Linked DNA regions of Homo sapiens: region 1 is linked to region 2. The links are chromatin loops, found by intact Hi-C in ENCODE. Cell type or tissue: HCT116. All regions are shown on one strand. Links, peaks and the distances in the headings refer to the core of each region. The heading gives the core; the rest is flanking DNA.

Evidence for each region. Hi-C counts contacts between places; a loop is a spot of excess contacts. Peaks named below come from ENCODE experiments on the same cell type or tissue, not always from the same donor. Only the 100,000 strongest peaks of a DNase experiment are listed, where the experiment ranks them.
Region 1: a loop joins it to region 2, with 15 times the contacts of the local background. A loop is called at or near these places in 1 of 110 quality-filtered maps.

What each region holds. Positions count from the first base shown.
Region 1 is chr2:61,245,324-61,261,584 of GRCh38, forward strand. It overlaps USP34 (ubiquitin specific peptidase 34), which reads right to left. Exons shown (of 80, transcript NM_014709.4): 44 at 14,388-14,453; 45 at 11,881-12,027; 46 at 11,729-11,785; 47 at 11,550-11,627; 48 at 11,061-11,155; 49 at 3,188-3,360; 50 at 1,001-1,154. It also overlaps the pseudogene BNIP3P45. Among named protein-coding and RNA genes, the nearest start is that of C2orf74-AS1, 75 kb to the left of the region's middle. RefSeq lists a silencer at 1,871-2,165. In HCT116, for the core only: no CTCF peak of the experiment used is centred there; no DNase peak of the experiment used is centred there.
Region 2 is chr2:61,321,363-61,337,623 of GRCh38, forward strand. It overlaps USP34 (ubiquitin specific peptidase 34), which reads right to left. Exons shown (of 80, transcript NM_014709.4): 19 at 12,520-12,609; 20 at 9,914-10,009; 21 at 4,013-4,095. Among named protein-coding and RNA genes, the nearest start is that of SNORA70B, 88 kb to the right of the region's middle. In HCT116, for the core only: no CTCF peak of the experiment used is centred there; a DNase peak (open chromatin) is centred at 7,509.

The sequences.
Region 1 (16,261 bases), core at 4,151-9,150, 77 kb before region 2:
TATAATGAGTATCTTCATATTATGTCTACTATTTTTTGAATAACCAATGTTACAAGTGTCAAATTATTTCATGAGGTAAATTCTAAGTTCTTATTTTTACAATTCTAATCTACTAGAAATTGGAAATATAATTTTATAACATATTCTTAAGCACCTTATAATCAGATAGATCCATTTATGACCTAGGATTAACAAAAGAATTCATAAAAGAAATAAAAAAGTTTGCTTTAATATAACATGTAACGCTATTAGGAAAAATTAAGAGATTGGGAGAACTTTCAAAGGTACCATTTCAAAATTTATGATCAAAAAAAGATTCAAAATATACTTATGGAAACATTCAAATGGATAAAAAAAGGAAAAGGCACCATGGACCTGATGGGTGAAGGAGTGAAAAATAACTCAATGAAATTATTCTGCTAACTGAAAATCAATTAACAATTGTACATTTTCTTCAAATCAATATCCCCAGCACTTAGAACAGTGCCTAGCACACATATAGTACCTATAGGCCAGACCCTACCTAACAATATCTGAAGACCAAAAAACAGGTACTGGGGACTGGTTTAATGACTTCCAACCATTAACTTGATAAAAGGATAAAAAGAAGTGTGTGTGGTCCTCCCAATAGGAGGTGAAACAAGCAGAGCATGCAGGTAACTTCTAATGGCACATATAAGGCTACACTGTAGAAGATATTCAATGAACAGCTCTTGAATGAATAGAGAAGATAAGAGTTGAAATGTTGTCTATAAATCTCCTAAAGTTGTCTGCAAAACTGTGTTCATTTCTCCAAGGAAAGGATTCAAATTCTCAAGAGTTAAAAGATCCGTATGTTTAAGAACTGATTTACACTGTCTGTTGAAAGTTATCTTCATTTAAAAATTTTGTCTGCCTCATTTCCAACTTTTGTGGCAAGTTTTTAGAAAACTAAACACTGAAAACATATCAGAAAACTACCATAAATTGTTAAAGAAGTTTTGAAATATTTAAAACTCACCATTTATTGTTTTTATAAGCATGGGGATTTACTATATCTCTGATAAAGCTATAATAGTGTCCACCATCTGCCGTTCCTGTGTGAACAGTCACTCCTATCAAGTCATATTCATAGCTCTCTGAGTCTTTTGAATGATCACTGACTTCTTTAAAACCTGAAATGATTTACACAGAATGGAAATAATTTTCCAAACTTCACAACAGTTACTTAGAAACACTTTTTAAAATAAACTTTATCAATTACAATATTTTAAGTCATTTTAATAAAATAAAAATAATTTTCCCAATGTGACGAGTTACTTAGAATCACTTTTATAATAAACTTTATTTACAGAAATAGGCACAAATAGTTTATATGTTAAATAGGTACAAAACAACTATCTGCTAGTCATTCACCATCCTTAGCCTACTACCATAAAGGACATATTAAACAAACCACTAGAAAAACAACCATGTGTTAATACATAATTATGGACAACTTCAATATAAAGTATAAATATAAAATATTTCTTTAATCTGACTAATCTTTTGAAATAGGTAATATAAAATGCTCCATTCTATTTAATCTTTACTAGGAGCAGACAAACCTAAGACCTAAAAAGGAATTAGCATACTTCTTTTATTCTCATGTTAAGAAAAGTGGTTTAAACATGGTTTCCTTTTAAAAAAAAGGAAAACGAACCAATGTACTGGCAGCTTCCAAATATATATCAGTTAATAAAAAACACTACGTATTAAGAGATTTGTGTAGACAGAAACAAAATAAAGAAAAAGGTACACTTCCTATCCCCAAAGATTTAAAATATAAAGGTAATAAAAGATACTGAGGAAAAAAAATGTAGAGTGGTCTAATAAGTTTGAAGATGATGTATGATTTATGATCTGTATTCCCACTACCACACAGAAAGGGAAAAGTAGAATACAGAATAAGGAAATGATGAGATCTGGCTGACTTGAGGGTACAGTCTGAACTGGAACATGAAGAGATAATTAGGTCAGTAAGAGAAGGGTATGACTCAAGGTGTCAAGACAGTGGCTGAGGAGTGTAGATATGCTTATGGAGGCAGTGCCAGGATCTGACTGCATCACTTGTGGCCTAACAAATTCCTTTATCCTGGCATAAATTCTGCTCTCTCCACAAGTGGAAACATCACAAGAAATATAATGAAGCACAGCTGTGAGGAGGTTCTGCTCTACTCTTCCAGAAAAAAATTTTTTTTCAAATAGATGGAGTCTTGCTCTACTATCCAGGCTGGAATGCAGTGGCATAATCATAGCTTACTGCAGCCCTGGACTCCTGGGCTCAAGTGATCCTCCCATCTCAGCCTCCTAATAGCTGTGACCATAGGCATGTGTCACTGCACCTGTCTAATTTTTCAAATGGTTTAATAATAGGTCTAAAAAGTAGAATGTATACATACAATGCCCACTTCTTAACTTCACCTGTCATCTCTACTGGTCCATGTCCTACAACTTATTTTTATTTTTTTGAGACAGAGTCTCGCTCTGTCGCCCACACTGGAGTGCAGTAGTGCAATCTCAACTCACTGCACCCTTCCTAAAGAAGGATAAACGAGCAAGAGGCCGGGCACAGTGGCTCACACCTGTAATCCAAGCACTTGAGGAGGCCAATGCAGGTGGATTGCCTGAGGTCAGGAGTTCGAGACCAACCTAGCCAACACGGCGAAACCTTGTCTCTACTAAAAATACAAAAATTAGCTGGGCCTGGTGGTGCGTGCCTATGGTCCCAGCTTCTTGGGAGGCTGAGGCACAAGAACTACTTGAACCTGGGAGGTGGAGTGAGCCAAGATCATGCCACTGCATTCCAGCCTAGGAGACAAAATAAGACTGTCTCAGAAGACCAAAAAAAAAAAAAAAAAAAAACCCCCACAAAAAACAACATAAAAAGACTTACCCCACGAGATTTAAGCTCCACAAGAGCAACAACCGTGCTTATCCTGTTCACCACTGTGTCTCCAGTATACAGAAGAGTGCCTAGGAACATAGTCCTAGTAGATACTAAATATTTACTGGTTAACTGACTGAATGCATGACATTGTCTTAACCTTCTCCCTTCTAAGATTCAATTTTTGTTAACTGTGTAGTTGATGACAACTTTATAATTATGCCTACCTTGTTATGGAGATTGACAATAATCACAGACAAGAGAAAGAAATGAAAAAATCACCTTCTTTCCTCTCACTCTTTCCCATAAGAAAATCTTCTGTATAGGGCGTCATGTCCAAACGTAATGGGAAGGAAAAGTGTGTATTCACTTTCTCTTTCATCATCGTGACCATATTAAATGTGTATCTCATAGTATTGAAACTCAAAATGCGAGGCAATTTCTTAAAACATGCCCTGAGAGACAAGAAAAAAATTAATAAAGATTATTTTTTACAAATACTTCAGTTGGTTTGATTTCTGTTATGCTATATCCATTTCAATTTTCAACTCAGAGTTAAGAAGTATAGTAGTTCCCCTTATCCACAGGGGATACCTTCTGAGAACACCCCGTGTCTGCCTGAAACTGAGGACAGTATCAAACTCTATATACACTACGGTTTCTCCTAAACCAACATACCTATGACAAAGCGAATTTAGAAATTAGGCACAGCAAGAGATTAACAAGTATTAATAAAATACAACAATTATAACAATATACTGTTCACAATTTCACAGATTTTAGCAACCTCATCGTATGTTTTCTTTCCCTATTCCAGATAAAGTTTAATTTATAAATTAGGCACAGCAAGAGATTAACAAGTATTAATAAAATAGAACAATTCTAACAATACACTGTTCACAATTTTACAGATTTTAGCAACCTCATCGTATGATTTTTTTCTTTTCATATTGAGAACTTTAAGGCATTTTACAGCTTCTCTTTGGCAAAGCCCAACTGTTAATGAACACTACTCTTGCACTTTGGTGCCATTAAGTAAAATAAAGGTTCCTTGAATACAAACAGTACAATACTGCGAAGGTAACCAAAAGGGCCACTAAGTGACTAATGAACAAGTAGTGTATACACCATGGACATGCTGGACAAAGGGATGGTTTACATCCCAGGTGGGGACTGTGCCAGATTTTATCATGCTACTCAGTCCAGTGGGCAATTTAAAACTTAAGAATTATTTTTGAAATTTTCTATGTAATATTTTCAGACCTTGCCTGTCTGCAGGTAACAAACTGCAGAAAGAAAAACCACAGAGAAGGGAGACTATAGAAGTATTCTAAATCACATTCTTATTAAAACTATACAGTCAGTCCCTGAGCACTAGGCAGCAGCACTCCTGCTCGCCCTTTTCCAACGGCCCACCACTGAAGGGCAGCCCGATGCCTGGCAGCCACCCTCTAGCACCATGTCACAGAGCAGAGTCCCCACGATGCAGAAGAAGAGTCTGCAGGGCTCCTGGCAGAATTACACTTTAGCAATAATAGGAATGGGGGCAGTGTTCCAGCCTGTTTCTGTTTCTACCAGTGACATGGAAAAAGTACTACTAGATGCCCAGCATGAGTCTGGACAGAATATCTCCAAGAGTTCTCACTGTGACAGGATACCTCGCTCTCAGACATCAGAAGATACTAACAGAGCTGCTGAAACAGCCAGCCATAGCATTGGAGAGAAAAACAGCTCTCAGGCTAGGCGCGGTGGCTCACGCCTGTAATACCAGCACTTTGGAGGGCTAAAGTGGGCAGACTGCTTGAGGCCAGGAGTTCGAGACCATTCTGGCCAACATGGCAAAACCATGTCTCCACTAAAAATATAAAAATTAGCTGGGTGCGGTAGTGCACAAGCCTGTAATCCCAACTACTCGGGAGGCTGAGGTTGGAGGGAGCCAAGATCACACCACTGCACTCCAGCCTGGACAACAGAGCGAGACTCAAAAAAGAAAAGAAAAACAGCTCTCAGTCTGAGGAAGGTTATATTGAGAGAAGGAAAGAAGTTGAAAGCATTTTGAAAGAAAAACCTCAGATTGGACATGGGATTGGTTGAGTTAACCAGAAAATATTCCCCCCAAGGAGTTCCTCTCATAAGGGCTTGCTGTACATTAACGCATATACTTTTTACAACAATCCTATAAGGAAGGTACTGTTAGTCTCTCCTGTTTATAGATTAAACACCCCACATGCATGGCCACTCTCAGCATGAGAAACACAAACATCATGAAGAAAGAGGGCATATTCTCTGCAAAATTTCTGAAGGTTTTTCTTCCATCTCTGCTGTTCTCTCATTTACTGGCCACTGGATTGGGAATGTCTATTAAAAGGTGGCTGACAACCTCCACCAGCACCTTTTCATGAAGAATTGGAACCTGGCTGTTCATTAGTGGGATTGTATTTGAGCTTGCACATAGTTAATTGAAGAGCTGTTATGATCCTTGTATGGCTGCATCACTTGTGTGTACTTGTTCTGTAACTCCTGCATTCCTAATTTAGTAAAATCAAAGAATAGACACTAAAATCAGGCCGATCTACAATTATACTTAAGGGATCAATAGGCAAGTCAGAATGATTAATATCTACTGTAGGCTGGGTGCGGTGGCTCACGCCTGTAATCCCAGCACTTTGGGAGGCTGGAGCAGGCGGATCATGAGGTCAGGAGATCGAGACCATCCTGGCTAACACAGTGAAACCCCGTGTCTACTAAAAATACAAAAAATTAGCCGGGCGTGGTGGCGGGCGCCTGTAGTCCCAGCTACTCAGGAGGCTGAGGCAGGAGAATGGCGTGGACCCGGGAGGCGGAGCTGGCAGTGAGCCAAGATTGTGCCACTGCACTCTAGCCTGGGTGATCAAGCGAGACTCCATCTCAAAAAAAATAAATAAATAAATAAGTAAATAAATAAACGAATCTACTGTAAAAACTTGGTAGTAAATTTTCACTGGATATTAGACATAAATATCTGAATACAAACAATTTTACTAGTCTTGATGTAGTACTGTAAAAATTATCTATAACTTAATTCAGCTAAAAAACTATATTTCAAAAGAATGAATAACACTGATATTAAAATCACTACTTTAAAGAGTTTGTTCAAAATAAATATTGTGGCCTTATATTACACTATTGTAGAAAATATTGTTTAATTTAAATGAATGCAGGTTGTCTACTAAAGATTACACATAACTATGCTAATTTTTCTTAATAAATAGAAGCCAAGATATAACTACAAACTCAGCTGTATCGTTTATATACGAAACTATTGTTGCTTTTGCAGTATAAGGTCTTCATCCTCTGATTATTAGGTAACCACCTTGGATGATGAGTCAGCTGCTCAGTATCTTTTTACTCTTCATCACTCTGCATTTGTTAATTTATTCCTATCCTTTGTCCTCAACTTTTGTGTGCTCTTAAAAATCAGCTTTATTCTAAGCAAATTTGTGTCTACTTTAAAAGACTGGAAATGAAAAAAATCTTTGCCAAATCCATCAGATTACTGTATTTACATAAGGTTTAACATCAAATGCCATAAAAGCTTCTTGATGAAACCAGGACTGTTCCCCATTTGGACATTTTTTTCTTTCTACAGCATCCTTGTTAGAAAGGCCGCCCCCTTGATATACTGTATATACGTGACTGTGCATTTGTTTCATCTTTCCGTACTCAATTCGGTTGTTAAATAAACATTTTAATTTGTTTAAAAAAAAAAAACAGCAAACACACCCACAACTTTTTCCATTCTGAAAAGATTTTCCTATGTCGAGATAAGAAAAATAAAATGTTATGGTAGACTACGGTAAACACCATGATAAAGATACAAAAGGGTGCTATGGAAGCATGAAAAGGAGTTCCATCATTCTCCAGGGCCAAGGAGGTCTTTGGTTCAGAGTTTTCCTTTCTTCCCTAAATAAAAGGAATCAAAGTACTTATTTTTGTGAACCAGAATTGCAAAGTCTGGCTGTAATCCCTTATTAGATGAATGACCCTATATAAGTTACTTAACCTCTCTGAGCTCAATTGCTGGGTTGTAAAATGGAGATTACCTACCCGATACTATCTTTGAAACACTGCCTGGCAAACAGCATTCAGTTAAGTGTCAATTGCTGCTACTACAGTAACAATAGCAGCAGCAGCAGCAGCAGCAGCAACAGCAGAAAATCAACTGGTCACCTAAATCCTATACCATAACATATTGCTAGTTCAAGTTCAATTTAAACAGACAAAAATATACAAACTCTGATTTACAAAAAAATGAATTTTAGGGAATAATTTTCCACTGCACATAAATATCAAACGAGAATTTATTTAAACCAAGAACACAGTCAAAAATACAAAAAGTATGAATTTAGGGAAACAAGGAATGAAAGATGTTACAGGCAGAGGGAATAAAAAGTTCAAAAATTCACTATTTTAGATTATTTGGGAGACTGACAAATGAAGTATAACAGAGTCAAATGTATGTAATGATAGAGTGTGAACTTCATCCTAACAATTCTGAAGAATAACTAATGAGCTTGTGGCATGGGGTGAAACCATGCATTGTGTCAATAAGTAAGAGAGATGAGCAGATCCAGAAAGATTGGAGAACAGGTGACAGAGCACAGCAAAGCATTCTAAACTAAGATGACAAAACAAAACAAAACACATCACTAAACTACCTTCTGGAAAAACCCAATGCTTTTATTCAGCTGTCATTTTCTTAGTTTAGAATGCTTTGTCAGTAGCATATTAGTAAAAAATTGGTATTATGGTGATTGATAAGTTACTGAGGTAAAATGAATAGATTGAGAAAACCAGAGGTCTGAAAATAGAACAGTATATGATCCTATTGAGGATAATAAGCACTTTGTTCACTTCCTCAATTGGCCCATTTCTGTTGATTATTATGTTAGTACAGAGATATAAAAGTATAGTAAGAACAAAAATGACTGACTACCTGGGAGAGATGTGACAGGTATTTCAGAAAAACAGCAGAATCTTATCAGTCAAAAGAAGGGAGTTATCAAGAACGACAGATTTATTCAATACATTTATTCCAATTAGAGATTCTCCAAAGAACTTGACTCAGACCCTTGATGATCTTTTGGTGACTCATTTATTATATTCCTCTACAGCAGTTAACTTTTGACTGACTCCATTTTATATACGTCCCTAACTCTTATCCTAACCCAACTCTCATCAGATGAGTTTGTCTTCTTCGTGTAATTGCCTACATAGCTACGCTTTCATTTGACTATGTCCACCTAACAACTTGCCCAACTACCCTTCTTGAAATTGGAAAAATGAATACCATCCCTTTCAAATAAATACTGACCTGGAAAACCTCCTCTTAAGCAATTTTAGTATCTTATTGTATAATGACTTTTTATTCTCTGCCTTCAAACATGCTCAGATATCTTTCATCTAGAAAAATCCTTTGTTTGAGCCCCAAGACTCTTTCTGGCTACTATTTTCCTTGCTGTTTTTATTGCTTTTTTTTTTTTTTGAGACATAGTCTTGCTCTGTCACCCAGGCTGGAGTGCAGGGGCATGGTCTTGGCTCACTGCAACCTCTGCCTCCCAGGTTCAGGTGATTCTCCTGCCCCACCCTCCCAAGTAGCTGGGACTACAGGCGTGAGCCACCACAACCGGCTAATTTTTGTATTTTTAGTAGAGACAGGGTTTCACCATGTTGGCCAGGCTGGTCTCAAACTCCTGACCTCAGGCAATCCACCTGCCTTGGCCTCCCAAAGTACTGGGATTACAGGCATGTGCCACCGTGCCTGGCCTGTTGCCAAACTTTAAAAATCAATGATTTATGCTTGATTCCATGTGTCCCGACAATGTTGCTTCTATTCCTATAACCTGACAAAACACATCACTAAACTACCTTCTGGAAAAACCCAATGCTTTTATTCAGCTGTCATTGTCTTTCATCTCTGTGAATTATATTAATTGATTATTTTCTTCTTGAGATTCTCCTCCCAGTTTGGGGGTTACCATTTTATCCTAATTTTCTTTCTTTCCTTGTCTCTCTTCTGTCACTTTGTCCTCTGTACTTTTAGGTTGGCTTAGCTCTTAAGTCTTTTCCAACAATTACATTATTTCTCAGGCAGATATTCTGATAGATTCAATCACACAGATAAACCTAAAACTTGGATGGCAATAATCTGATGCCATCGTGTTACCAATCTTGTTTTCCACTACTGTTCCATGTGAATACACTACTTAAAAATGCAGGCTGGCCTAATCCTAGATTTTTTGCACATTCAAGGACATTTCTATTTCTCTGCATTCGTTCTTAGTAACTAACTGCATAAGATGCTCTTTTCAATCCGATTTCTATTTGTCTTTCAATATAAAATTAAAATGTTTACTCAACTACTCTGTCCTAAACTTGCCATTTTATGGCTCTTAAGAGCCTTTTGGCCAGGTGCAGTGGCTTCATGCCTGTAATATCAGCATTTTTGGAGGCTGAGGTGGGCGGATTGTTTGAGCCCAAGAGTTCAAGACCAACCTGGGGAACATGTGAATCATCAAAGAATAATAATAAAGGGAAAAAATTGTATAATGTTTGGCACGCATTAGTAGAACAAGTATAGCATTTTTTTTTCTTTTTTGAGATAGGTTCTCAATTTTTTGCCGAGGCTGGAGTGCAATGGCACAATCATGGCTCACTGTAAGCTACCTCCCAGCCTCAAGTGATCCTCCCGATTCAGCCTCCCGAACAGCTGAGACTGTAAGTGCATGCCACGTCTGGCTAATTTCTAAAACTTTTTTAGCAACAGTGTTTCCCTATGTTGCCCTCAAACTCCTGGGCTCAAGTGCACATCCTTGAACTCCCAAAGTGCTGGGATTACAGATGGGACCCACTGTATGTGTAAGGCAATTTTTATTTGAAGACCACTAAATTATTATTTTCCAAGAAATTCTACTGAAAATGAAAGCTGAGGAAGAATATTTTTGATCAATGTACCAAAATATACACATCCAAAGATAACAACAATACACTGGAAGGGAACCAGCTTGAATGTATTATAGTATAAACACTTATTTAACACTCTAACTCAACAGTTACTAACTCCCAAATCTACCTCTATTCTAGACCTCTCACCAAGCTCTAACTGTAACAGCCAACTGCCTGCAGGACCTTTCTAGCTGGATGCCCCAATGAGAACTCAAATTCAACTTGATTATCTCCCTGAAATTTGCTTATTTGTATCTTAGGAATCAGCATTGGGAAAGTTTCTTTATTCTGTGACTCCATGTCTTCACATGTAAAATGGGGATAATAACAGCATCTATTGCAAAGAAATGCTGTGAGGATTAACTGGATTAAAGTTCTCACAACAGTGCTTGCTAAATAAAAAATACTTTGGAAAGGCTAGCTAGTACAAAAAGTCCCTAGTTAGCTACTACAGAAAATTCCAAAAATAAACAATTCATAAGTGGTGTGGTGTTCTGAGTATCATGATAAAATCTTGTACCATCCTGCTTAGGATATGAATCATCCCTTTGTCCAGCTTATCTGTGTTGCAGACACTACCCACTTATTGGTCACTTAGTAGCTCTCTTATTACATGGGCTGTCATAGTATTGCAATGCTTCTGTTCAAGTAACCCTTATTTGACTTAATAATGGCCCCAAAGGGCAAGAATACTGAGCTTCATTTGTAATTTAAACTTTATCATAGGTATGTTATGCACAGCAAAAAGCAGTATATATAGGGTTCAGTACAATCTGAGGTTTCAGACATCTATTGTGGGGTCTTGCAACATTTCCCGAGGATAAGGGGTTCCACTGTATTACTTAAGAAAATGTCACAAAAGCTAGACATCTGAGACTCGATACAGATAATGATGAAAATGATCAATGTACTTATCGTCCATGTATCTGCTCCCCAAAATCTATACTGTTTCAAGTTGAGTGATTACCACTTTCATACAGCTCAGTATATGTCAAAATAAATGGTAATTCACTGAACAACTAGATGAAAAGTTGCTCCATGAGACTGAGCTCCATGCAGCTGATTTTACCTTCATCATATAATTTCCACCAAAGTTTAATCTTAGTTTACCCTTAGTTTGTCTTTCACTTCTACGGTGAACATAATAAAAATCACATTTGAAAAAGCATACCTTTTTTCAGCTCGTACTTTCTTCCCACAATGAGAACAAGTATACATGTTATCACCTTCCAAAGTGTCTTTTATAGTAACTTCATCAAGAGATTCCTGTGTATAAAACCACATTTAAAAGTTTCATATTATTGTTTATAGCATGCAAATATACAAAAGGTGGCAATTACAATTTTGACAGAATGCTCAGCAAAAAAATTTTTTTTTTAAAAGTGAATTCTTAAATTTTAGTAAAAAACTGTTTTTCCTCATATTAAGATATTCTATGAATCTTAGTAACTTTTTTGAAGGGTTAATTAAAAATTTAAATTTTGATTGGGCAAGAAAAAGCTTTATGGTTGATGTTTAACTCTTATTTGAATAGTACAGTAAGAAGAAAATACATAAAAACATGAAAAAAGTTTAAAAATATCAAGATGACCAACACAAACCCGCTATACACAAATAGGTAAAAGCATAAAGTAAAAAAATTATGTGCATTATTACTCACATAAATGTTCTTCATATCAGCCACTTGGCACCTCACAGTATAAAACTCTTCAGCAGTTTGACTAACATGTTCACAATCCTAATCAATACACATAAAAAATTAATAAAAACTAGTAAATTATAATATAAATGAAAATATATTAAGATCTCCAAAAAGTAAAAACCAGGTATAATACTTACCAAGGATACAACATTGTTTGTAATTACACCTCCAAATAAACTTTTGACGGTATTTTTCTTTAATATAAAACAAACAAAAAATAAGAAACTAGTTAAAACGCAGGCAAATTTGTTCAAATTTCAAAGAAACTTTTCAGTATTCTGATACTAACCAGTTCGGGAGACATTTCTTCGATTTTGGTAATTAGATCAGTAAAAAACTCTGTCATATCTTTCTGTTCCCCAGTATTCAGAGGCTGCTTATCCATGGTGTATGTTTTACAGAAAGGTCTAGGATTATATGCTTTGCATTCACTCTCCTGCAAATAAAAAGGGGAACATTCTAAGTGTCAGATAAAAATAAGAAAATTATAGGTTCTTCAATGAACATATAACAAAAACAAAAGAACAGGTAGTAAATCTACTAAGTTAGTTTTAAATGGTTGCTTCTATTTCTTTCTGTTTAGTTTTCATAGTATTTTTAATTTAATGGTCTTGGTGCTAGAAGATTCTTAAATTACCTAGGATATTTGTATTTTCAAGTCAAGGAATTTCTAGGAAGAAATCTGAGACTCAAATGACTCACAGCCGGGCACAGTGGCTCAAGCCTGTAACCCCAGCACTTTGGGAGGCCGAAGCAGGCGGATTATGAGGTCAAGAGATTGAGACCATCCTGGCCATCCTTTACCAACATGGTAAAACCCCATCTCTGCTAAAAATACAAAAACTAGCTGGGTGCGGTTGCGCATGCCTGTAGTCCCAGCTACTCAGGAGGCAGAGGTTGCAGTGAGCCGAGATCGTGCCACTGCACTCCAGCCTGGCAACAGCAAGACTCCATCTCCAAAAAAATCAAAACAAAACAAACAAAAAAAACACTCACATCTATATTGCAAAGCATAAAATATACAACCTTTACAGGCCGAATAAACTTTCCCAGAGATTGAACTTTGTTTTAATAGCTTTTAAAATAGTCATTTAAACCAGCAATTTTCTATTTGTCAATTCAAATGGCACTTGCAGCTCTGTTAAAAGGAGATTAAAGGCCAGGTATGATAGCTCATGCCTGTGATCCCAGCACTTTGGGAGGGTACGGCGAGTTGATTGCTTGAGCCCAGGAGTTCAGCACCAGCTTGGGGAACATAGTGAGACTCTGTCTCTACAAAAAATAAAGAAGATAGCCAGGCATGGTGGTACAAGCCTGTGGTCCCAGGCAGTGGAGCAGTGTCGAGGTTGCCATGAGACGAGATGGTGCCACTGAACTCTAGCCTGGGTGACAGAGTGAGACCCTGCCTCAAAAAATAAAAATAGTCAAAAATACACAAAGAAGTATGACACAATCCCTGTCCTCAAGATTTAACAGGTGAGAAAAGTAACATATATACAAGGCAGAAACAACAAAGAGGCATGGTGACTTGGAATACTCCGGTTAATCTGTGGAATAGATGGTCTCTTAGAGTTTGAAACCAAGCTGACTCTTGAAAAATGAACATCAGAAGAAAATGGAGAAGAGTGACACAGGTAGGAAACAATGGCATAAATAAACCCACAAGCAATGAAGCAGCAGGGTGATGGGCTCCAAATGGAGAGGGATAAGATAGGAGGTTGAAGGGTAGGGGGAAAAAACCCAGAGGGTGTGTGCCATGGTGATGAGCTCGAATACCATTCTGTTCGTAATGAAGAAGCACTCAAGAGTTTTAAGCAGGGGAATAATATTGTAAGATTTACTATCTTTTTAAAAGATTGATCACTTTTATAGTTTTAGGCATTGTAATTAAGGGATACTAAGATAAATCAGCTAGAAAGCTGCAAGCATAAAAGGGGAGGACCTTGTGACAGAAGAAGGATGAGACACAACAGATTCTTCAAAGGACAAATTAACAGAATGTAGACAACTGAGATAACTTTTAGAAGTTATTATGACAAATAACAGAGATAACTGACAGACAGCTCCGGGCACGGTGGCTCACACCTGTAATCCCAACACTTTGGGAGGCTGAGGCAGGCAGATCACTTGAGATCAGGAGTTCGAGACCAGCCTGGCCAACATGGTGAAAGCTGTCTCTACTAAAAATACAAAATTTAGCCAGGCGTGGTGGTGTGCGCCTGTAGTCCCAGCTACTTGGAAGGTTGAGGGAGGAGAATCACTTGAACCTGGGAGGTGGAGGTTGCAGTGAATTGAGATCACACCACTGCACTCCAGCCTGAGTAACAGAGCAAGACTCTGTCTCAAAATAAATAAATAAATAAATAAAAAAGTAAGAAAAAGAAAGGTACATAGTTATGACAAAGCCAGTTCAAACGAGCTCCATTTAACTTTTTTAGGTTTTGTCACAGGGTACACCTAATTTGTTTCCCTCCATGTTTCTTTTTTTTTTGAGACAGAGTCTCACTCTGTCACCTAGACTCGAGTGCAGTAGTGAGATCTCAGCTTGCTGCAACCTCTGCCTCCTGGGCTCAAGCGAGCCTCCCTTTTCAGTCTCCTAAGCAGCCGGGACTACAGGCACGCACCACCATGCCTGGCTTATTTTTTTTTTTAGTAGAGATGGGGTTTCACCATGTTGCCCAGGCTGGTCTCAAGCTCTTGAACTCAAGCCATCCACCCACCTTGGCCTCCCAAAATGCTATAATTACAGGCATGAGCCACAGTGCCTGGCCTAGCCTCCATGATTCTTAAACATACCATTAAATATGTAAACATTTTCTGAAGCTCCAGAAGAGTGGTCTTGTGCTTCATATCCTCTGAATACTGAAAATCAAGAGAAAACACCATTAAAAACACAGACATGATGGTAGTAAATTAGGCATTCTAGCAAAGAAAGTCTTGCAATGTACACTGTATCTGTTTTCATTCTTTTGGCTATATAAAAGAAAAACACCAACACATTCAATTCTTTAGTAATTATAGCATTAAAAATTGTAATGCTTTGTTACATAAATACAGCTATTACTATCTTATAAGGAAACCGAAGAGAGAATTTTAAAAATCACTTTCTAGGTTAACACTTATTTGGTACAATGCTGATGATTTCCAAGAATGCAAGAATGAAAAACACTTCAGGTGCAATCAAAGTTGTCTTCCACAAGTAAACCTACACATTAAAAAAATACATTTGAAATATTAACCAATGACATCTCATCATCATTTATTCATATCTTTACTCTTTCTGGAACAGTATATTCTTCACACTGAAGAGGAATACCAGCCAGGATCTTTGAAAACTGTCTAAATATTCAACTATCAATAAGTCAAATTCAGGAATCTGGCTAGACTCACACATTAGAGATTTAGTATTGAACACCAAGCCTTATAGGAAAGATCCATATTCATGCAAGGTACTTATTACACATATTCCACCTCACTCAAGTATTAAAATGAATCTATAAAGTAGGTATTATTCTTATTACAAATTATTACCTCTCATAACTTTGAAAGTCTTGTGGAATAATAGGCGTCCACAAGCTAAGAGTATACATTAGTTATTTTTGCCAGCTTTATGGAAGACTGCAAGTAATATGGCTCTGCTGTTTAGCAGCTTATAATCAAATTGAAGTCAAGATATGGACTAAAACAGAGATCTGTTCAGCATATAATTACTATAAAATTATATATTAAACTCAACAGGAATTGAACAAAGGGAATCAACAAAATTGGCAAAATAATTCCAGTGTACTCCTGTTATATGAGAGGCTTAATATTCCATATTACGAAAAAAGTCACACAAAATGAAATTTTCCAACGTATCAAAGTATTGATTCAGGATACAAAAAAGTTCAGGAATAAAGACCTGGATTTATATTTTTATTATTAGAGAATGAAGTATGAGTTGGCTAAAGAGCTGCCTAAATTTATTAAAGTCAAGCAACAACAAGGGAATTTTACTTAATGCGCAATTTTTAAATAAATACATAGCCTGCATCTATATGTATTTACTACTTAAAAAATTGTGTTCACATCCATTAGGATGGCTATTATTAAAACAAACAGAAAATGTCAAGTGTTAGCAAGGACGTCGAGAAATTAAACCCTTATGCATGCAAAACGGTGTAAGCCCTATGGAAAAGGTAAGGCTATTCCTCAAAAAACTAAACACACAATTCCCATATGATCCAACAATTCCACTTCTGGGTATACACCCAAAAGTAGTAAAAGCAGGAACTCAAACATGTTTGTACACCCATGTCCGTAACAGCATTATTCACAACAGCCAAAAGGTGAAAGCAACCCAAGTATCCACTGATAAGTGAAAGAATAAATAAAATGTGGTAAATACAATAAATTATAATTCAGCCTTAAAAAGGAAAGAACTTCTGACACATACAACAGCATGGATAACCCTTGAAGATATCCTAAGTGAAATAAGCCACTCACAGCCAGTCACAAAAAGACAAATCTGACTCCACTTATATGAGGTACCTGAAACAGTTGAATGCATAGAGATGGAAAGTAGAATAGTGGTTGCAAGGGGGGTTGGGAGGGAGAATGGAGAGTTAAGTGTTTAACAAGTTTCTGTTGGGAAGGTGAAAAAGTTCAAGATGGAATGGTGGTGATGGCTG
Region 2 (16,261 bases), core at 5,097-10,096:
CGGGAGGCTGAGGCAAGAGAATTGCTTGAACCTGGGAGGTGGAGGTTGCAGTGAGCCAAGATTTGCGCCACTGCTCTCCAGCCTGGTGACAGAGTAAGACTCCGTCTCAAAACAAAAAACAAAACAAAACTATCTCAATAAGTATTTCTTATGTCATCCTATTTGTAAAATTTAAAATCACATTCATACAACATTTTGGCCCTAAATGAATGTACCAGAAACACCAATATAGCCAGAAACACAAAGGAGATATCTTACAGCCTTTTACAAGTATTTAATACGAATTTTCACATAATTTATGTTTTTAAAATGTAGTTTAAGATAACCCATATGTAAATCACCTAAAAATACACAACTTACGAAGTATTCTCAAAGAACCCATTTAGGAAGAAAATTCTTCTCCCTAAAATAGGAGCACATCCGTATAATAGTAAAAATGATTGGGGGAGGTAATCCTAAAAATTGAGGAATCAGTGGTTAAGGTTTGAGTATTATAAATAGAGTGTATACCATGTTCAAAGGTCATTCTCTGTATATAGGAGATAAATAAGTAAGCATTATTTTTGTAAAATATGAAAAAAGGAGGCCGGGCACGGTGGCTCACACCTGTAATCCCATCACTTTGGGAGGCCGAGGTGGGTGGATCACCTGAGGTCGGGAGTTCGAGACCAGCCTGACCAACATGAAGAAACCCCATCTCTACTAAAAATACAAAAAATTAGCTAGGCGTGGTGGCGCATGCCTATAATACCAGCTACTCGGGAGGCTGAGGCAGGAGAATCGCTTGAACCAGGGAGGTGGAGGTTGCGGTGAGCCAAGATCACGCCAATGTACTCCAGCCTGTGTGACAAGAGCAAGACTCTGTCTCAAAACAAAACAAAGACAAAGAAAAAAAGAAAAAAGGACCCTTATGATGAAGAAAGCAAAAGGAAACTGCCTAAAACAGACAACAGCAACATATCAGAGGACATAATCAGCTAGGGAGTCAGGCTAATGAGAGAAAATCTGTACTGTACCCAATTATTATTAAAGGATGCCCCAGTGTGGCAGAAGACAGACGAACTATTCAGAACAAAAGGGAAGGCATTATAGGCAATCACAAGTACGAGTATGAAAAAAATTAGACAGTCCAAAAGGTTAGAACAAAACATCCCAGGGATTTCTGAAGTACATTTTAAGAGGTTCCAAACCCTGGGGTGGTGCCCTAGAACCAGAAGGGGCATGATGGTATGGTACCATCAAAAGAAATTTCTTTTATTGGGAAAAGTAGATGAAATGACAAAATACAGAAAAATTCCTCAGAAATATTCACCCTAGTAGCAGTATCAGTCTAAAGAGTTTTATCAGAAAAAAGTTATCCTATCAGTTTCTCACTGAAACAGTTAATGTGTAGATTATTTGTTCTGAGAACTTGTGCCCATAGAAGCAAATATAAATAAACCCAAAACAATTTTAGTATATATCAGAACTTAAACACATTAATTAAGGAGAACAAGATAAAGAGTATCCAGGTTAATTATAGTCAACTAAATAAAAAAACAGAAGTATATCCATAATTGGCTGAATCACCAATCCACATTCAATGAGCAACTTAAACACTTTTGTTATTTTTTAAAAGACTATAGTTATTGTCATATTGAAAATCAGTATTAAAATATTGGATGTAATTACATATAACTTTGAAGTAACTTCGTTATGGGTAACAGGAACTGTGCCAATAAGAGAAGTACAACCAGCCATGCACAGTAGTCTGAGGCCTGTAATCCTAGCACTTTGGGAAGGTAAGGCAGGAGGATCGCTTGAGTCCATGAGTTTCAGACCAGGCTGGGCAACATAATGAGACTCTGTACAAATAATTTAAAAATTAGGCTGGGCGCAGCGGCTCACGCCTGTAATCCCACCACTTTGGGAGGCCGAGGCGGGCGGATCACGAGGTCAGGAGATCGAGACCATCCTGGCTAACACGGTGAAACCCCGTCTCTACTAAAAATACAAAAAAAAGTTAGCTGGGTGTGGTGGTGGGCGCCTATAGTCCCAGCTTACTTGGGAGGCTGAGGCAAGAGAATGGCGTGAACCTGGGAGGCAGAGCTTGCAGGGAGCCGAGATTGTGCCACTGCACTCCAGCCTGGGCAACAGAGCAAGACTCCGCCTCAAAAAAAAAAAAAAAAAAAATAGCCAGGTATGGTGATGTGCACCTATGGTCCCAGCTACTCTGGAGACTGAGGTGGGAGGATCACTTGGAGGGCAGGTGAAGTGGTGGGGAGAACAGCCATGATGTGGGAGAAGTGAAGTTTTAGATTTGATACTATCTGGACAGTAGCTATTGTCTATTGTAAATTCTCAGAGAATCTATACTGTGTATAATAAATATGAAACTTAAATGTTCATGGTATCTATGTTGACTATATGTGTTTTAGTTTGACTTCTCCCTATAGATTGGTTTTGCTGTATTTTACTTATTTCTTGAATGTTATCAGTCATAATGGGTCAATAAATGACGTAATAACACGAAAGAGAAATTTCCTACCAAAATCAGGTCGCTTATTTTTGAAATCTGTTATCCCAGTGTTGCTGGCATTTGTTACAAATAGTTTGAAAAGAAAAAAGAAACAGACTTTAAATAACAAGATAAACACAGTATATCTCAAGCATAGGTATGGACTTGAAAAGAGTCATGACGACTCCTAGCAAGACAGCCATCAGGCTGACAATATATTAACCACAGTTAAAGAGACAATGTCCTTCTAAAAAATAAGGTTTGACATTGACACACAGAAAAAGAAGAATGTAGAGAGTAAAGGATGACAGTCAGTATATGAAGGAAAAAGGAGCTTTGGCTAACAGAAATCAAGCTCGTTCCTCTCTTGTGAGACCATCTATAACCACATGGATTTGGATATGGTACACAACCTGAATATAACAGACCAAGCTCTACTTTTAAAAAATTAACTGTTAACGAAACTGAGTTTAAAGTCAAACTAAATAAAACTGGGGCCTCTAAATGTCTCCATCACCCATAAAGCCAAGTGATTTTCAAAAGATTAGCCCTGATAATAATACATAAATAATACCTATCTCCAACCAAAGGGACAGCAAGATTCTACAAGCAAAAATAATAAAAGATGCAGTCAGCCAGGTGCAGTGACACACTGGTAATCCTAGCACTTTGGGAGGCCAAGGCAGGAAGACTGTTTGGGCCCATGAGTTTGAGACCAGCCTGGGCAACACAGTGAAACCCTATCTCTATGAAAATTTTAAAAAAATTAGCTGGCTATGGTGGTGCATAGTCCCACGTTACTGAGGAGGCTAAGGTGGGATGACTGCTTGAGCCGGGGAGGTCAACAGCTGCAATGAGCTGTGATCGCATCACTGAACTCCAGCCTGGGAGACAGTGTGAGACCATGTCTCAAAAAAGAAAGAGAAAAGGTCTTATAGAACTAAAAAAAAATTTTTAATTTATTTAAAGTGCAAACAATCTCAATTACTTTAATAAATTATCTAAATGTTGGTATAATTTATAAATGTATTAAGAATAATCACTGCAGCAGCCATGAAAAAAGAATGAAATCATGTCCTTTGCAGCAACATAAATGGAACTGAAGGCCATTATTCTAAGTGAACTAACTCAGAAACAGAAAACCAAATACCGTACATTCTTGCTTGTAAGCAGGAGCTAAACAATGGGTACACATGGACATACAGATGAAACTAACAGACACTGGAGTCTCCAAAAGGGGATATGGCAGGAACAGGATAAGGGATGAAAAATAAACTATCGGGTACAATGTTCACTATTTGAGTAATGGGTACACAAGAAGCCCAATCCCTACCAGTACGCAATACTGGTAGGGATTTGTTACAATACCCTGTAACAAACATACATGTGCCCACTGACTCTAAAATTAAATTAAACTAAAAAAAAAAAAAAACTGCAGAAATCAGAAGCAAAAGTAAATTTAGTTCTTCCAATAGTCAAAACAGATTTTTAAAAAGTACTGATTAAAAAACTTACTGAAATGATCAGGTGATCCCAGAGTTGAAAATACACAAGTCAAGAATTGAAGACGAACTTGAACTTCAGCACTATGGCTGTACCTATAATTTAAAAGTCATTAAAATAATTAAATATCCTATTTCTTAATTACTTTTAAAAATTTAGTGGTCCTATGCATAACTTATACCAAAAATTGTTTTAATAATTCATAATTATTTTAACTAAGTATCTTTGGTTACACGAAAGAAGTTCATAAAGGCAAAACAAAAAAATTTATACTATTTAATAAATTACACAAATCTCAAAACTACAACAAAGTTTACTTTCAAATTACATAAGAAAGCACACAAAAATTCAACAGTGAAGCAGAGGAAGTATGTCATTTTAAAAGTATGTAACACACACATAAGTTAGAATAGGCAACAAGTAAAAAACACCATCTCTATCTAAAAAGTACATACTTCATATCATAGTCCCTTTAGTGATAATATATTCTGTACCCAAGAAACACTAATAAAATAATATTTCCATAAATCTAGTTCATGAAAAGTAGAGCTGATACAAAATTTGTATTTTTGAATGTTATTTCCAATCTAAATAATTATAATTCACATGCATAAAATTTGATGCTTAATAAAAAAGTTGCTTTTGAAACTTTTAAAGAAGCAACTTTTAGTGAGGTAGGGTAGGAGATGAGTCTGAATAGATCAACAAGAGACAGACTGTGGTCGGCCCCAAAGTCAGAAAGAAGAGATAGAAAAGGAAGTCAGGGAAGAGTGCTGGTGAGTGGGGGTGAGGGGACCATGTTTGGGGTGGAGGTAATCATCAGGTTTGCTTTTTTAAAAATTTGTGTATTTGGGGCTGGAAGGGGGGCAGAGTCTCACTCTGTTGTCTAGGCTGGAGTGCAGTGACAGAATCACCGCTCACTGCAACCTCTGCCTTCCAGGTTCAAGTGATTCTCGTGCCTTAGCCTCCGGAGTAGCTGGGATTACAAGCTAATCCCAGCTAGGCGTGCGCCACCACACCCGGCTAATTTTTGTTATTTTTATTATAGTAGAGACGGGGTTTCACCATGTTGGCCAGGCTGTCTCAAACTCCTGACCTCAAGTGATCTGCCTGCCTTGGCCTAGCAAAGTGCTGGGATTACAGGTGTCAGCATGACCGGCCCAGGTTTGCATTTTAAAAGGATTCCTTTCCTTTGGCAACCCCAGTGAACTGCATATTTAACTGTGTCTATAATATCACATTCTAGTTCAAGTACTTGAGCACTCAATGAAACTAAGTCAATAATAAGCTATTATTGCTGTTTTACAGATCAAAAGGCAGACTGTGGATCAACTGCCCAAACTGCTTTGCCAACATAAAACAGTGGCTGGTCTATGCTCTGATCTATAACCTAGCATGCAGAAGGTCAATGGGCATTTTTTTTTTTTTTTTTTTTTTTGCCGAAACGGAGTTTCACACTCGCCCAGGTTGGAGTGCAGTAGCGTGATCTCAGCTCACTGCAACCTCCGCCTCCTGGGTTCAAGCGATTCTCCTGCCTCAGCCTCCCGAGGAGCTGGGATTACAGGTGCATGCCTCCACACCCAGCTGATTTTTTTTTTATTTTTAGTAGAAATATGGTGTCACCACATTAGCCAGCTGGTCTCTAACTCCTGACCTCAGGTGACCCACCCACCTTGGCCTCCCAAAGTGCTGGGATTTCAGGCATGAGCCACTGTGCACAGCCTGGGCATCTTAATTCAATGTCCTGTAATCCACAAGTAAGAGCAAAATTTTAACAGCATCCCAAAATTAGCTTCCCAAAATCGCACTAAATTCATTACTGAAGTTTTAAAGCTTAAGTTTTCTGAAGACTGAGTTCACTGGACATGCCTTTGCTGCTCTTTAGGGTCTCTTATTAATGCTGGCAAAGAAAAGATTAACTTTTGCCTCATTAATGCTGCACTCACCTTTGTGAAAGTGAAAATACATATGACGAGATGTAGGGGAGAGGAAATCTGATAAGCAACTCTCAGACTATAAGGCAACCCAGATAAAATTCAAGAACAGCTAGCTCTTAAGGGCTTCTAGGCTTTTTAAGTTAAACAACAAGGGATTTTGTAGCAGAGGCCTTGAGTACAAATTCAAAAATGAGTTGTATGACCCATCAGTTCTGCGGTTTTACGTTACTGTATCCTCTTGCCTTGTCTATGGGACATCAATCAAACATAAAAGGAGAATAAAGTCTTGCCCTTTACTAAGTGCCTTTACATCTGAAATAATTCTTCCCCTATACTTGCATCTCGGAATAAGGGACTAATAACCCTGAAGGCATGGGTCTAGTCCCTTTGTACTCCCACAGTATAGCCCCGATGCTGCACTTCAAAGATCTCTGTGGGCTCCATCAGGGTCCTATGGGCTGCTGAAACCACCAGTGAGAAAAATTCCTTGGGATGTCAGACAAAGATGGTATCAATATTGACAAATTCTCATGGGCTTGTCCATGGCTTCTGACATCACAGGAAATACAGGACAAAAACAGTCTCCCCAAAGATATGAAACTTTAGTAACAGATTACTGCCTTAAAAGAAAATCTCTTTGTAGCCTCCACAGACAAGATATTCTCTAGAGGGCACTGGATTCAGGAAACACGTAATATGTCCTTTTAAGAACATACTACAGGTGCAGTGGCTCATGCCTGTAATCCTAGCACTTTGGGAGGCGGAGGCGGAGGCGGGTGGATCGCCTGAGGTCAAGAGTTCGAGACCAGCCTGGCCAACATGGCGAAACCTTGTCTCTACTAAAAAGCGAAAACGAGCCGGGTGCAGTGGCAGGCACCTGGATTCCCAGCTACTCGGGAGGCTGAGGCACGAGAATCACTTAAACCCAGGAGGTGGAGGTTACAGTGAGCTGAGATCACGACATTGCACTCCAGCCTGGGCAAAAGAGCAAAAACTCCGTCAAAAAAAAAAAAATAAAGTGAAAAAAAAATAATATAAAATCAAAAAACAAAAATTACAAAATGAAAAAATAAAAATATCATCTTTCATGCTACAAGAATCTTTTTCCCCCCTCGGTGAAAAATTTCAGAACTTTCCTATTTTAATCTCCACTGGAAAAAAAATACTGAAATAAGTATGCATGAACAAAGAGTAGCAAATGTACACTTGTTTTACAGCCTGAAGGAATAGGGAAATTGTATCAAAATAGTCCAGACAACATCTCTCTGTTCTAAGAGTTTTATTCTCCTAGGATGGCAGCCAACAAGGCAGATTGAAAGGTTGGAAAGATTATTCTAGTATACCCTAAAAACACATCTCCAAGGAGCCCTACTCCTTTTTCACCACAGAAGCAATGCTTTGCTCACCTCTGATTCCACTAACAAAGTGAGTAACTTCACTGTTGTCAATGCAGTGAACAACTAAGTCTCAGACCTATGTTCCTTTTTGATACTTAACGTTGGACTTTCTCTTTACGAGGATGATTCACTTTATGACTTCCATTTCCCTTTCACTATGCCTCTCAAGTCCTGCTCTTCAAGTCCACAGGCTTACAGCTGTGGTGGGAGCTCTTTTATAACCTAGTGTTTATTTCTTTGCTGACAAGTAATTAACTCCCCATCTCCTAATAAAAATGTGGGCCATGTGTGGTTTTATTTCTGCTCTTTGTTGATCCTATGATTTTTGTTTGTTTTGTTTTTGAGACGGAGTTTCACTCTTGTTGCCCAGGCTGAAGTGCAGTGGTGCGAGCTCGGCTCACTGCAACCTCCACCTCCTGGGTTCAAGTGGTTCTCCTGCCTCAGCCGCCTGAGTAGCTGAGATTACAGGCATGCGCCACCACGCCTGCCTTTTTTTTTTTTGTATTTTTAGTAAAGACGACGTTTCTCCATGTTGGTCAGGCTGGTCCGGAACTCCCAACCTCAGGTGATCTGCCTGCCTCAGCCTCCCAAAGTGTTGGGATTACAGCCATGAGCCACCATGCCTGGTGATCCTATGATTTTTATAGAGCATAAATGTAATGTTTGGATTCAAGAGGCCACCATTATCGTCAAACTCTGCTTCAATAGGAAAAAAGAAGGATACTGACTTGGAATAACAGTTAGAATTTTAATATAATTTTAAAATAATACATCCTGTATAGAGGGAACTTTGTAAGCAAAGCTATGGAATACAGTAAATAGAAATACCCCAGAAATAATTTGATAAGCTTGTAGAATAAACTGTCAAAAAAAATTATAAAACTGGAAAGGTTGAGTTGAGTTCATAGACAGTCCAGAATACTAAGCTGAAGAGATTGGTATTTTATTTTTTATGCCATGAAGAATCTCTGGATGTGGTTAAGAGACAGAATTCTTGTATATTTCATATGCTATATTATTTGTTTTAACCAGGTAACTACAATTTGTAGATAACCTATGTGCCAGGTACAATTCATTGTATCATTTCATTAAATTCTTATAAACACTTATAAGGTAAATAATTGGAATTAGAAGGGTAAATAATTGAAATAAGGTTAAAATAATAGATTAATAACCTAGAGCTAGGTCTGCATGATTCTCAAGCCCATGGGCTTCCCAACAGTACCATACTGCCTTCCTAATTTGACAGATAGAAAGAATGAACCAGCATATGGGAAGACTGAGGCAAGGAGACTAAACTAGAGGTGGTTATAAGGACAAAAGTAGTGTTTGCGGAAATGTCAACTTGTGAAAAGACATGGGGTATATTTTAACAAAAAGGTAGAGATTAATGGCAGTATAATGTAGCATTTACAAATACAAATTCTATAACAGAAACAGACTGTCGGTACAGAAGCTCGCTCTATTCTTTGTGTGTGACGTTGGACAAGTTGTCATATCATATAGCTTCAGTATACTCATTTCTAAAGTAAAACGGTCTCAAATGGGTTGTTGTATATCTTAAAATAGTTGATATCTGACACAATGGTAAATATCAACTAACACTGGCTTTTTTCTCATCGTCATCATTATTCATGTTTGGAAATAAGAGTACAAAAATGCCTCAAGTCTCAAGTTTTAGGCAAGTGGGAGGATAGCTGCACCCTAAAGGACACAGTAAAAATAAAATCTAGAGAAGTAACTGATTTGTGCAGGGAAATAAGTAAATTTATTTTTAGAAGTATGCATGCCTTAAAGGTCTATGACTTTTCCGAACACTTCTACAGTCTGCTTAGTTTCCACCTTTGTGGAAGTTTTCTATGTGATTTTTTCAATCACAGTGTGACTCCTCCTCTTCTTCATTAATATGCCAGTAGTGGCATTGAACTGGTTTCCTCAACATGGACATCGGTCCATAACAATCAGCTCACCAGCAGAAATCTTCTGAATCTCCTATGCATCTCCTTAAAGAAGCTTCAAATACAGCTATACCACCACCAATCCATTTCTACCAATTCTTGTCCCAAATCACTTGAATATATCCAGAGAATATTTTGATGTAATGAGAAAATATTAATGATATACCACCAGTTTTAAAACCTTCCACACGTCCTAAACTTTCTAATACTAGTATGCAATTATAATAAAATGTTTTAAATTAACTGTTAATTATTTTTGAAGTAAATATTTACAAATTTTAGAATCAATGCTCTAAACTGTTAAAACAAGCATATCTATGGTTTCTGAAAAAATGTATTTACTTTTGATTCCTTAAAAACAGTTATCTTTGAACAAATCTCAATAGTGAAGGTTAACCAACCCCCAAAAGTGAGCCAGCTACATTTACCTAAGAATTTAAGAGTAACCTCCTAAGAATCTTTCAGCTTAAAAAGTTCTAGCAGCCTTTTCATAATTTTATACAAATAAAGTTTTCTGTTACAATTACTTATTATATGAAAAAAAGTTAAAACACTGGAAAATCATCTTTCAAAGGAAAGACATCGACACAAATGTATTTAACCCAGTTGAGAGGTACTTACAGTGCATGTTTTTGTCTTCCTTCTCTCACAGTTTGAATGTAGTATACCAAATTATCAAAGAAAAGCTTCATCATGTTCAGTTCTTTTTCTGCCCACCTGGCCCAAATAAAAGAAAAAATAATTTTAAAGTGGGCAGGGTAAGAGAATAAATCTATGCTATGACAGTAAATATGCAAATCTAAAAAAAATCTTCAAATGTAAAATTTTAGTTACGAAAAATATACACGTTTTATTTATATTTGAATGGTGAAAAGATATAAAGCAATGTTCCTTCATTTTTATGAATTTAAAGTACCTTTGTAAGTTTTTAATCTCAAAATGCCTGTGAAAGTACTATTATCAATGACTAATTTGAGTTAATATTAAAAGTAATATGATACCCTTTCATATAAGAATATACTATGTGCTTTGGTCATTACTTAGCACAATATCTGGCATACAGAAGGCATACAATAAACTTACTGCATATATCTTTTGTCATTAATTTGCTTATATTTTTGAACAAAATTTTTTTTAAAAAAATCAAAGAAATACCCAGCACTGAGTTCCAAAATAATGTAGAAATACTACAATGAAAACACAAATAGTGGCATATACATTCAGAGATCCCAGGGTCCATAACTTCCATAATTAACATAATGTATTTCATATAACACCTATTAGCAATTTATCTGCTAAAATGTACAGATGTAGAAGTATTAAAATTCTCTAAGTTCCATGTAATTTACATCGTGTTTCTGTTATAGCCATATTTTAAACAGAAGTTACTTTCACCTTGCTATTCACTAAATAAAGGTCAAGTGGTAGAAAGAAAAAGACTTTGGGTTTGAAGGCAGCTCCAATACACTTGCTACAACACAGCTTCAGGCAAGTAAGCTGTCTTGTGGAAGTCTGTTTGCTTGAAGGTTTATTAGAAGAATCAAGGGTAAGTTTCCAATTTTAAACTATGGGCCATTAGAACGAGTTTAAGAGATAATATGTACTAAATATTAAGTGCTGCTATACATACTAGACTCACAATAAATGACAGCTTTTGTTGTTACTGATGTCAAATAACCACAGGAGTTCTTTTAAGTGATGTAGTTTATGAGATTTAGGATACCAATCTCTTGTGGTAATGGAAACCCTGTGAATTTTCCTTAATTAAGCTTATTTACATTTAATTTAAGGAACAAGCTAAAAGAGTTTCAACTCAATATATTTAGGTTCGGGTACTTGATTAAGTAACTGAATATTCAGAGACTGCCCCTTCTATACAAGAAAGTTACTCCTTAATATGAACCACCTCCACTGACTATAATGACACCTGCTCGCCCGTGTTAGCACCAAATGACTGCCTTTACTGCATTAGAATTTTGAAATTCAGCCACTTAAAAATTATAGAAAGAGGCAATGAAAAATGGCTCACACTATTCTTGTTCTTCAGTGATGTTAAATGCTTTCCCTTACCCCTCCTTTTGGAAGCTGAAGGACCTTCCTTGCAAAAACAGAACCTTCACTGGATTCTTACTGTAGTATTAACCAAAGAAAGAGACTAAGATACTTCTAAATAATAATAAAGGTCCAGATTAAACATATTCCCTTTAAAAGAACAATTAGAAGCAAGGTATATGACTCAGAAGAATTAACTTCATCTAATCTGGAATTATAGTGCAGACTTCCAAGAACTATAAAAGTGATACTCCACTGTGAAAGCAAGCAAGTGTTCTTACCACCTAAGCTTAGAATTGAGAACTTGATCTCACAAATGAATCCTTCAACAAGTCGAATTTTCCCTAAAATTCAAATGTCTCCGAAATCTCTCCAAAAGCTTATTTAGAATAAAGCATACAACACATCTTCTTAATGTATTGTTTGTGGTAGACAACTTTCTCTAGACTTATTACCAAAACATGGGGTCGATTTCACATAAAAGTTCTACCTCTGGAAGAATTATTGTAACATTCATTAATCATAAGTTCTCCATAAATGGAGTAACTAGTTGAATATCCCTTATCCAAAATGCTGGAGACCAGAAGTGTTTCAAATTTTTTCAGATTCCGTAATATTCGCAGAATGCATAGCAGTTGAACATAACTAATCCAAAAATCCAAATTCCAAAATGCTCCAATGAATATTTCCTTTGAGTGTCCTACTGATGCTCCAAAAATGTTGGATTATGGAGCATTTCAGATTTTAGATTTTTCAGATTAGGCATACTCAACCTGTAATAAGGTAGTGTCAAGATTACCCCAAACATGACATTAGGTCTACAGCCAATTCCTAGAAATGGGAAAAATTAAAGGCATGCCAGAGTTTACTTTAGTGTGGCTCTTCTTCAAAAGTACTCTGCTGTAGCTGCATACGCTAAAAATCTCCCTAAAATTAGAGTATTAATTGCTAAAGTACTGTTCTCAAACTCCAAAGAAAACAAAACACAGATTTTCCTACTGATCAGGATATAATCTCTACAGGGGTAAGTGGCAGAAAAATCTAAGAAAACAAACCACATGAAACTCAAATTTTCCTGGTACAGAGTAAAAGCTTGTAGGTTAGTCAAAACCTTTAGATAACTATAATTAGAAAAAAATCTTTAAAATAAATACTTTTTTCTTTTATTTACTTACATTGTTATCCAGTGTGTATCGTAACTGCTCCCAAACTGCTGAAAAGTACCAAATAGTTTTGGAAGAAGACGAAGTGAAATTACTACTGATCTGAAACAGCAGAAACATTCACAAAATAATTTTAGTAATTCTTTTTATAGAAATTCAGCCATTTAAAATTTTAAATGCTAAAAGATTTAATGAATCTTGCATAGAGACATATTATTACACAAACATTAAACTTTTTTTCTCAGAAGTATAAATTCATTTTACATATTAGGGCAAGAACTGCAAGTTTAAAAAATTCCAATCCAAGATCTTTAAGGTAAAACACACTATAAATATCTGGGTAAAAAAGCAAGTGAAGAGCATTTAAAGATGTTTCTTAAATGAAACTATTTCTTCATAAGTCATTACCATTTTCTCCTAAATTCTCAATATGATTTGCATTCAAATTGAGAATCATGACCTTATGAACCACGTCACTAATGGAAGCACACCACATACCTCAAAAGTATAAGGAGCAGAAAGGGGAAAGGAAATTACTTTAAAACTTCAAGTAGATCTGAGTCTGCCTATCCTCTGAAAGGAACAGGTACAGGACAGATACTGACATAGAAATCCTGGAAGTAGGAAAGGAGGTTGGCTGCATGAGCCTTAAAAGAGGCAAAACAAATTCTAATGAAGAACTAAACTTATTTTAATCTTAGAAGCCAATACTGCTTCATGAAAAAATTTTTCACAAATTTAGGAAGTAAATTTTATTCACTTCCTGAATTTTCTTCAATAAACATGTTTTCATTTATAAAATGCAATGTGGAAGCAAGTATATGTTTGACGTTAGAGAAATAAGACGCCAGGCATTAAGTGGTTATTGACTGAGTTCAGTGAATAATGGTGTGGTTCATGAAAGACACAAACCAAAAGTAGGAATGTAGAAATAAGACTCATCTTCCTTCTACTCCTACCCTAAAGGAATGCTTTTCTCCAGAATTTATAAGTGCTGAATTATTGAGGAATAATTACATTATACATGGCTAAAGATTTTTAAGAGTTTTTCCTAAGATTATCTAAAAACTTCCAACTTTTCTCCCATTTAAAAGAATCAAATTCCAAAGAACAAAGACACACATTTTAAGTGCTATAATGACCAGACAGAGTCAAAGTCATCCCAAAGCACTAAAACATTTTATTAAAACTGATAAAATTTGTTTTTAAATGACAGAAAGTACTGCTTTTAGACTATAAATTAATAAAACACAGAATGGGAAAGATAATTTTGGCCTGGTGATAATAATTTATGTTTCAATGAAAAAGGAAACTTTACAAAATCAAATATAAAACTCGTTCCAATAAAGATTAAATTGTAGAATTTCTCCTATAATGACTATGAGATGTTATAATGACTTATCAACTTTTTTGCCCAAGTAGTTCTGACTACTGATATGCTTACAAAACTAACAAAAGCATAAAAGGGAAGTGTTATAGTCAAACTTACATTTCACAAATTCTTTCAAGACTGAAAATTTCAAATACCAAAACACATAATCCTAGGCAACAATGTGGTTAAGATAAAAAGATTCAATGGGCAACCACAAAGGCTCAATGGCCAACGCATAATGGTTCATGCCTGTAATCCCAACACTTTGGGAAGTCAAGGTGAGCAGACTGAGCCCAGGAGTTTGAGACCAGCCAGGGAAACACAGTGAGACCCGGTCTCCACAAAAAAATACAAAAAATTAGCCACCCATGATGGCACATGCCTGTAGTCCCACCTCCTCAGCAGGCTGAGGTGGGAGACTCGCTTGAGCCTGGGAGGCGGAGGTTACAGTGAGCTGAGATTGCACCACTGCACTTGGGCCTGGGTGACACAGTGAGACTGTCTCAAAGAGAAGATAAAGGTTCAATGATCCAGAGTAATAATACACTAATTTTAGACTCAAGAATAATCCTATTATACTGAATTGCACTAGTTGTTTGATTTATTCCAAGAGTTTGTGTTGTAACCAAAAGCTTATGACTATGCAACAGTGTGGTAGTCCTGTAAGAATTACTAAGGCAGCTTTTTGTTATCTTAGAACAGAGACATTCACTGTTGGTCTTCACAGCTGAAGTTACATATGGATGATTTTGCCTAATCTAGGACTCCATATTTTAAAGAAGTATATTCTACAAAATAGTCATTTAAAATTACAGCGTATATCAAAAGTTAACGTGAAATGCCATATATAATATAGTCTCTAGGGAAGCAAAACAAATTGTGTGTGTGTGTGTGTGTCCGCACAATTTTTTTTTTTTTTTTGAGACAAAGTCTCACTGTGTTGCTCAGGCTGGAGTGCAGTGGTGCGATCTTGGCTCACTGCAGCCTTGACTTCCCACCTCAGCCTCCCAAGTAGCTGTAACTACAGGTACGGGCCACCATGCCCAGCTAATTTTAAAGTTTTTCTGTAGAGATGGGGTCTTCCTATGTTTCCAAGGCTGGTCTCAAACTACTGGGCTCAATAGATGCCCCATCTCACCCTCTCAAAGTGTTGGACTTACACGCGTGAGACACTGTACCTGGTCCCTTTTGGATCTTTTTAATTTTCCTACCTATAAAAGAAGTATGTACTCATTTTAGGAAAACTGAGTAACAAATAGGCACAAAGAGAAAAAAAAAAAACCTCAAGCTGGGTGCAGTGGCTCACGCCTATAATCCCAGCACTTTGAGAGGTCAGGGCAAGCAGATCACTTGAGGTCGGGAGTTCGAGACCAGCCTGGCCAACGTGGCAAAACCCCATCTCACCTAAAAATACAAAAGTTAGCTGGGCGTGGTGGTGCACACCTACATTCCCAGCTACTTGGGAGGTTGAGGCAGGAGAATCACTTGAACCCGGGAGGCAGAGGCTGTCGTCAGCCAAGATCATGTCACTGCACTCCAGCCTGAGAAACTGACTGAGACTCCATCTCAAAAAAAAAAAAAAAAAAAAAAAGCAAAACAAAAAACCTCAATCCTCCCAAAAATAACTGCATTGTAGAGATTACACTCTGACTTATTTCTTACAATCTTTTCTTTTTAACGGTTAGGCCTGCAATTATTTGCCTAAATCATTATATAATCTTTGAAAATAGGACCCTTAATGGCTGCATGATATTTAATCTTTCATACAGTTTTCTCTTTCTATTGAAGTATAATAAACATACATACAAAAGAGGGCACAGATCTAAGCGCACAGCTCAAAATACTGAGGTAAACACATCTATGTAACCAGCAACCAAATCAAGAAACGAATCAGTATCAGCATTCCAGGAGCCTCTACTGTGTCCCATTCCAACCACTCAGGGTAGCTATTACCCAGTCTACTAAATACAAGAACTCACCTGTTTTTACATGATATAAATAAAATAATAGAGATACATAATGTTTTTGTGTCTGGCTTCTTTCTTGCAACATTGTGTTTGTGAAATTCAACCAAGTTGTTCCATGTAGTTGTTCACTGTTCATTCAATGTTACTGCTATATAGTATTTCAATGAATAGTCCACAATTATCCTTTCTACTTTTTTTTTTTGCATTTGAATAGCTATGCAAAGAATACGTAGTTATGTTATGTTATTTATTTATTTATTTAGAGACAAGGTCTCACTCTGTTGCTCAGGGCTGGAGTGCAGTGACGTGATCACGACTCACTGCAGCCTGAACCTCCCCAGGCACAAGCAATCCTCCTACCTCAGCCTCCCAAGTAGCTGGGACTACAGGCACACACCACCACATCTGGATACTT